Regions from separate parts of the Homo sapiens genome. Here region 1 is linked to region 2. Evidence: chromatin loops called from intact Hi-C (ENCODE). Cell type or tissue: endothelial cell of umbilical vein. All regions are shown on one strand. Each heading gives the region's core, and the rest is flanking DNA. Links, peaks and the distances in the headings are about the cores only.

Region 1 (2,909 bases), core at 145-2,644, 200 kb after region 2:
CCCTGTGAGACCCCGTAGACCTGTATTTAAGTGGAGGCCCTTAGAGGTGGTGAACCATCTGAATCAGAGCTGTAAGCCTGTGTTGGAAGAAAAGGAATGAAATTCTCACCTCCCCATGCAGCACTGAGTGGCATTCAGATGGGAGGAAAGTCGTGGAACCCGCGTCCTGAATCCATTTGTGCAGGTGCTCAGTGCCTCTGTTATTGACCACTGGAGGGGGAGCAGGCAGGGTGCATTGGATTCACTCTGCCCTGTGACAGCCCAGTGATTGCTTCCACATTTGTAGCTGCGTCTCTCTGTTGCTTTCACTCCTAAGTCTTCAGGTAACACATTTGCAGAAAGTTCAGGTACAGTTTGAGAGAACAACTATGAATTCAAACCATCTGGTTAAGACATGTTCAGGGTCTTTTAAAAAAAGAATCCAAAATCCATGTTGAAAGAACTTGAATGGGTTTATTCCTTCCTTCCCATCTCATGTTACTTGAAATTCCAGAAAATGTTGGAGGGGAGAAAAAAGGGAATAACAACAACAAAGCAACAATAACTGGGTGTATCTTTGTAGGTGAAGACACACAGCCCATTCATAGCTTGTCTGAAAGTGAGACAGAGCCTGAGATTTGTTCTAAGTGTTGTTTTGGGGATTTGCCATCAGAGAACAGCTCATTCATTCATTCATTTTGTTTTTTGAGATGGAGTCTTGCTCTGTCGCCCAGGCTGGAGTGCAGTGGCATGATCTCGGCTCACTGCAACCTCTTCCTCCCGGGTTATCTGCGATTCTCCTGCCTCAGCCTCCTGAGCAGCTGGGACTACAGTTGCCCACCACCACATTTGGCTAATTAATTTTTGTATTTTTAGTAGAGATGGGGTTTCATGATGTTGGCCAGGATGGTCTCGAACTCTTGAGCTCAAGTGAGCTGCCTGCCTCGGCCTCCCAACATGCTGGGATTACAGGCTTGAGCCACCACACCTGGCCAAGCCATCAGAGAACAGTTCTGATTTCAATGGGAGTTAGGAGAGTTAGTTTTTGTTCTCAGGCTTTTTAAGGAAAATAGCACAAACCCACTTAGGAAATACCCAGTGTGCTGCAGGGACGTGTGGCTTGTTGTATTAACCACTGAAACGAATAAATGGGACTGCAGCATTTCTTAAATGAGATGATGAGGCTGATCTTGGCTTCTCGACTAGAAGTCTAGGGCCATAAACGACCCATTCTCTGTAAAACTAAGGGATATGTTGTGTTTTCAAGTAGGAATTTGGCTGTGTGATTACTGAGATGGCCATTGAGTCATCTGCAGTGTGATCAGCAAGATTGCGAAGAATCTGGTGATGGATCTTGGGTTTAAAAAACGAGAAATGAAACAAAACTTGCAGTCTGTCATTGTACCCTGGCTCTGACACTTTCTGTTCTGGGAGAAAACAGGTTGTGCTAAACATGGGCCTGGCATTGCCTGGGATCCGTCCACATTCAGTCCTCAGCTGTTGACACACTCCCATTCTCTGAATGCTAGCACTTCCTCCCATTGTTAAGGAGTTTATTAATAACTAATGTAACAATGAGAGTGCCAGCTATCTGACATCTCTCCAAACAGAGAGGGGAGCTGATAGGCTCTGTCAGCGTCATGATGGCGGCTGTGTTCAGCTCAGAATTCACTGCCTTGCGCTGATATAAATCACACGACGTTTTTCGGTTTTGTCTTCATCCCTTCTCTTTTGTCCTTCCTCCTTCTCCTCCCTGTATCTCTGTTCCTGGCCTTTTAAAGTCCTCCATTACCCATGGCCTGTGGCCTCTCCTTTTAGGTCTAACAATGGACAGGATTCCAGGGGCCTTAATTTTGGTCATAGCCTCTGCTCTGCCCCAGGGCGCAGCCAAAGTCGGATTGTGCCAGGGTTTGTTTATGCTGGACCGTGTGCCCAGGGAGAGCTGCGAAATCTCTTTCTGGGGAATGGATGGTTCTGGACATGTTTGAGCAGGACTGGCCTGAGTCAAAATTGAGAGGGAGACAGAGTCGTTATCCCTTTCTGTTCTTATTTTGGGGGAAATAAAGACAAAGTCATTTACACAGCTATATTTATCCCCTGAGGTGTTACTAATAAAGGAGCATTTGCCCACTAAAGGGAACCAGGACCAAATGACAATGTATAACCTAAATGAATGACTTTCCAATGATAACTTTTTTTTGAGACAGGGTCTCGCTCTGTCGCCCTGAGTGCAGTGGTGCAATGCTAGCTCACTCCAGCCTCAAACTCCTGGGCTTAAGCGATCCTCCTGCCTCAGCCTCCTGACTGGGTAGGACTGTGATGAAATTTTAAATACTAAAAAGAGATATAACTATCACTTCCCACGAGCGTTTCTCTGTTCCCATTTAGGGCCAGCCCTCTGTTGCAGTGCTCCTTTGCTGGGAGCACAGAATGAGGATGACTGAAATTCACAGTTAACCTGCAAACGTTGGTATTGCAATAGCCTAACAAGCTTGGACCCAGAAGATAGGTCAGCTCCCTCATTTCACAGCCTAAGAAATGGAAACTGTAGGATTTACAAACCATAGTTTCAGCTGGGTATTTTACTGGATGCTGCTAATTTTTTAAAATGAATGTTCAGTTATTTTTTTCCATTCTCCTCTCTCTCTGTTAAATTACATTTGCACTCTTCACCGAGTGCCAGTGAGCCATGGAATCTAGCCAGAAAGCAAAGCTCTTCCAGAGACTCCCAGCCACCATCAAAAGGTGCTTGGTTTTCAAAGAGCTTCAATTTCAATGCTCTCTGAAATGAACTATTTTATTTCTAAAATTTCTAAGCCTGATGAAAAGTTCTCCAAGCATGCATTTTTTCATGTTAAAAATCACATCTAATTCTCTATAACAGTCCCCAGAGATGACACGTTTATCCTGCAGTCTGCAATGTGGCATTA
Region 2 (2,909 bases), core at 199-2,698:
GGCTCGGGGCGCGCTGGGCGCACCATGCGGCGGGCCGGGCGCGGGCGAGGGGCGGGCCGGCGGCGGGGCTCACTGGCGCCGGGCCAGGCTCGGCGCGAGAGGCGCGAGCGGGCTATGGGCTGACGCCGAGGGCCCGCGGCGGGGGCGGCGGCGGGGACGGGGCGGGGGCTCGCCAGCTGCGGGCGCCAAGGCCGCCTAGTAGGCCAAGGGCCTTCGCCCGGGCGAATGGGACGCCCGTTCCGGGGTACCAGCCGCTTGCAGCCAGAAGTTCCTCGGATCCCTTGGAAGCGCAAAAAATAAAAGGTAATGTGTCTTTGTTTCCCGGTCGCGGTGGCAGGGAGGCGACTGACGGCAGCCCTTCGCCTTCCGTGTTTTCACGCTGGGCCGGGGAAAAGGGACGCGCCGCTGCTTCTTTACTGGGGGCCTGGAGTCGTTTATTTCGCGTATGTTACAGTTTTTAAATGCAAATCCCACGTGGGGCACATACTGTGCTTTCTTCTGCAACCCTCCCCTCGGCACACACACACCTACTTTCCTTGGGCACCTCAGTCCCACGCTGTCTGAATCTACCCGGGGAGATAGGAAAGGACATGGCTTTAGGCAGAGCTGTGTAGGCTTTTTTTAAAACCATTTTCTGAGAGTGCCAGGGGAGCCCTTTCCTTTGGGTGCAGGACAGGGCGTTTCAGACAAGGGTGGCGGGGGCCAGCAGCCGATCGCCGGTGCCCGGGGCTGCTAAGATGGACTGCTTTTTACGTTCCAAATGGCTGCAGCAAGTTTGATGCAGAGAAAACGGACGCTCGGAAGGGGAGGAGAACAGAAGGGAACCCCCTTTAGTACGTGCTCATTTAAAATTGGCTAAATGCAGTGCTTCTATATTGGAGGCAGCTGCTCAAATGTTGGTGCACGTTGAATTCAGAAAAGATTCCCGGTGCTGCACCGAGAAAGCTGCGTGGGCTGCCTGTGCGTAACGAGCGACTTGGTGCCTTTTTCTCCAGTACCCTGTTAGCAGAGTAACTGTTCGTACATTCAGGCGTATTCTGCGAAATTTCCAAGGGATGGCTGTGCTAATAATAGCTCTGGCGACGGCTTCTTAATAGACATCCTCATTCTGAACGATGCAGCCATGCCAGCCCCCCGGGAAGTGCAGCTTGCTGAGAAACGAGAACCAATGCCCGCAAAGGACTCCCTGACCCCACCATGAATGGATGCGGCTCTGGCTCCCCTATGAATGGAGCATCCCAGTGGAGACGCTGCTACTGCTGTTTCTGGCTTCTTTCAGTTCGAATCCTCCTCACAGATAGTGATGAAAGGGGTTGCTCTGAAAACCTAGACAGGCACATTTCTAAGTCTGAGCTGGTCAGTGGTGACAGCCTGTTCTATCGGGAATACATCTGCCTGGACCTGATTGAGGGTTCAGCTGCTGGTACCCCCCTTCCACCTCTGCATCCGTAAGTCGTCCTTTTCCAACAGCATCACTGATCTGTGGGAAAGCACCGCTCAGAGAGCCCGGGACAAACTGCTGACTTCATCCTGGGAAGCCACTGCTGACCCTGGGGAAGTACCTTAGGAACTGGATACAGTAACCTGTCCCTTAGACTTCATGAAACTTAGCTGGGTATGCCGTCCTTCAAATGTGCAGCAAAGTGCTTTTGCATTGGGGGCAGCAGTCAGGGAGAGGAAGACACATTTCATTGTTTTGTTTTTGGTCTTTAAATTGTATCAAGCCCATTCGTAGCATTAAGCCCCATTTATGTTTGAGTGTGACTTGGACTTGGACAGGGCCAGAAGACCAAAGCCTCAAATCAACAGAAATCTGGTTTGGTTCTCAAAGTGTTACTTGTCTCTTGCAACCTAGAAGGTTAGGAGATGATCCAGTTTGTACACTGTCTTCTGTTAGATCCATTCTGTTGCAAAGGAAGTTTGGGTTTATTTAGGGCACAGCAGGAATGAGGGTCGTGTGACAAATAGGTTTGAATCCACTTGGTCCTGAGAAGTTAAATAGCTGCAATTAATTTAATTGGAGGCAATATTTGGACATGCTTTGAAATCAACGCTATATTGTCCAGCCAGTGAATACAATGTTGCCTCCAGATAAGTTAGAAAGAAGTAATGACTGGTGTATGAAGTTGTGTGGGTAGAAGTAATGTTTTAGGGAGAAAAAATTAAATTCTTATTCTTTCATTAAAGGGGAATTGTTTTAGTAGGAATAAGGATCAGAAAATCTCTCCACCCTCTTTTGTTCTGACCAAGTGTGATCTGCCGCTGCTATTGCTATATTGTTTTTGGCACTTGTCTTGAACTAATTTTATTAATAAGACTTGTTATTTATGGCACGGGTTCTCTTTGTAATTTGCAGACATTGTTATCAAGTCCCCTGATAACCTGGCAGGTGGCTGGTGCCATTAGCATGATCTCGTCATTGGGGAAACTGAGACCCCTTGAGGTTCAGTGAGTTGCTGATTTCATAATCCATGAGAACAGCATCCCAGATGTGCACAGCTCTCGATGTTATTGTCACAGCGAAGTTATAGCCTGAGGTCAAAGGGAAAGACATCCAGTGACTCCTTGCTTGGTTCTGGAACTTGGGGAGAGAGCTCTGTGGAATAGCAGATATGCAAGAGTTGCCAAGGAAAGAGCTCTTGAGTCAACCTTAAGGAGTGGATGCAAAAAGTGAGATTGGTTTGTGATGTGAAAGAAAGGGATATGGAAGGTTCAGGAGATCTCATATTGAGGGGACTTGCCAGGCTACCTTTGTCTTTAAGTAAGTGTTGGGTGAGACTACCATCAAAGATCGTTACTGCCTTTACTGCATGAATATACCACTTGTGTTTACATTGTTTATGCTGGTGCGTGTGTGTTTGCATCCGCACGTGCGTGCAGCATGCTTGTAGTTCAATTCACGTGTCCAG

What was found. Hi-C counts contacts between places; a loop is a spot of excess contacts. Peaks named below come from ENCODE experiments on the same cell type or tissue, not always from the same donor. Only the 100,000 strongest peaks of a DNase experiment are listed, where the experiment ranks them.
Region 1: a loop joins it to region 2, with 6 times the contacts of the local background. A loop is called at or near these places in 1 of 110 quality-filtered maps.

The regions. Positions count from the first base shown.
Region 1 is chr10:13,685,073-13,687,981 of GRCh38, reverse strand. All of the region lies in intron 15 of FRMD4A (FERM domain containing 4A), which reads left to right. Among named protein-coding and RNA genes, the nearest start is that of PRPF18, 100 kb to the right of the region's middle. RefSeq lists a silencer at 1,156-1,275. In endothelial cell of umbilical vein, for the core only: no CTCF peak of the experiment used is centred there; a DNase peak (open chromatin) is centred at 1,511; H3K27ac peaks cover 2,500 bases.
Region 2 is chr10:13,889,018-13,891,926 of GRCh38, reverse strand. The region is part of intron 2 of FRMD4A (FERM domain containing 4A); the gene reads left to right. Among named protein-coding and RNA genes, the nearest start is that of FRMD4A-AS2, 100 kb to the left of the region's middle. In endothelial cell of umbilical vein, for the core only: no CTCF peak of the experiment used is centred there; DNase peaks (open chromatin) are centred at 466, 636, 716 and 1,516; H3K4me3 peaks cover 2,500 bases; H3K27ac peaks cover 2,500 bases.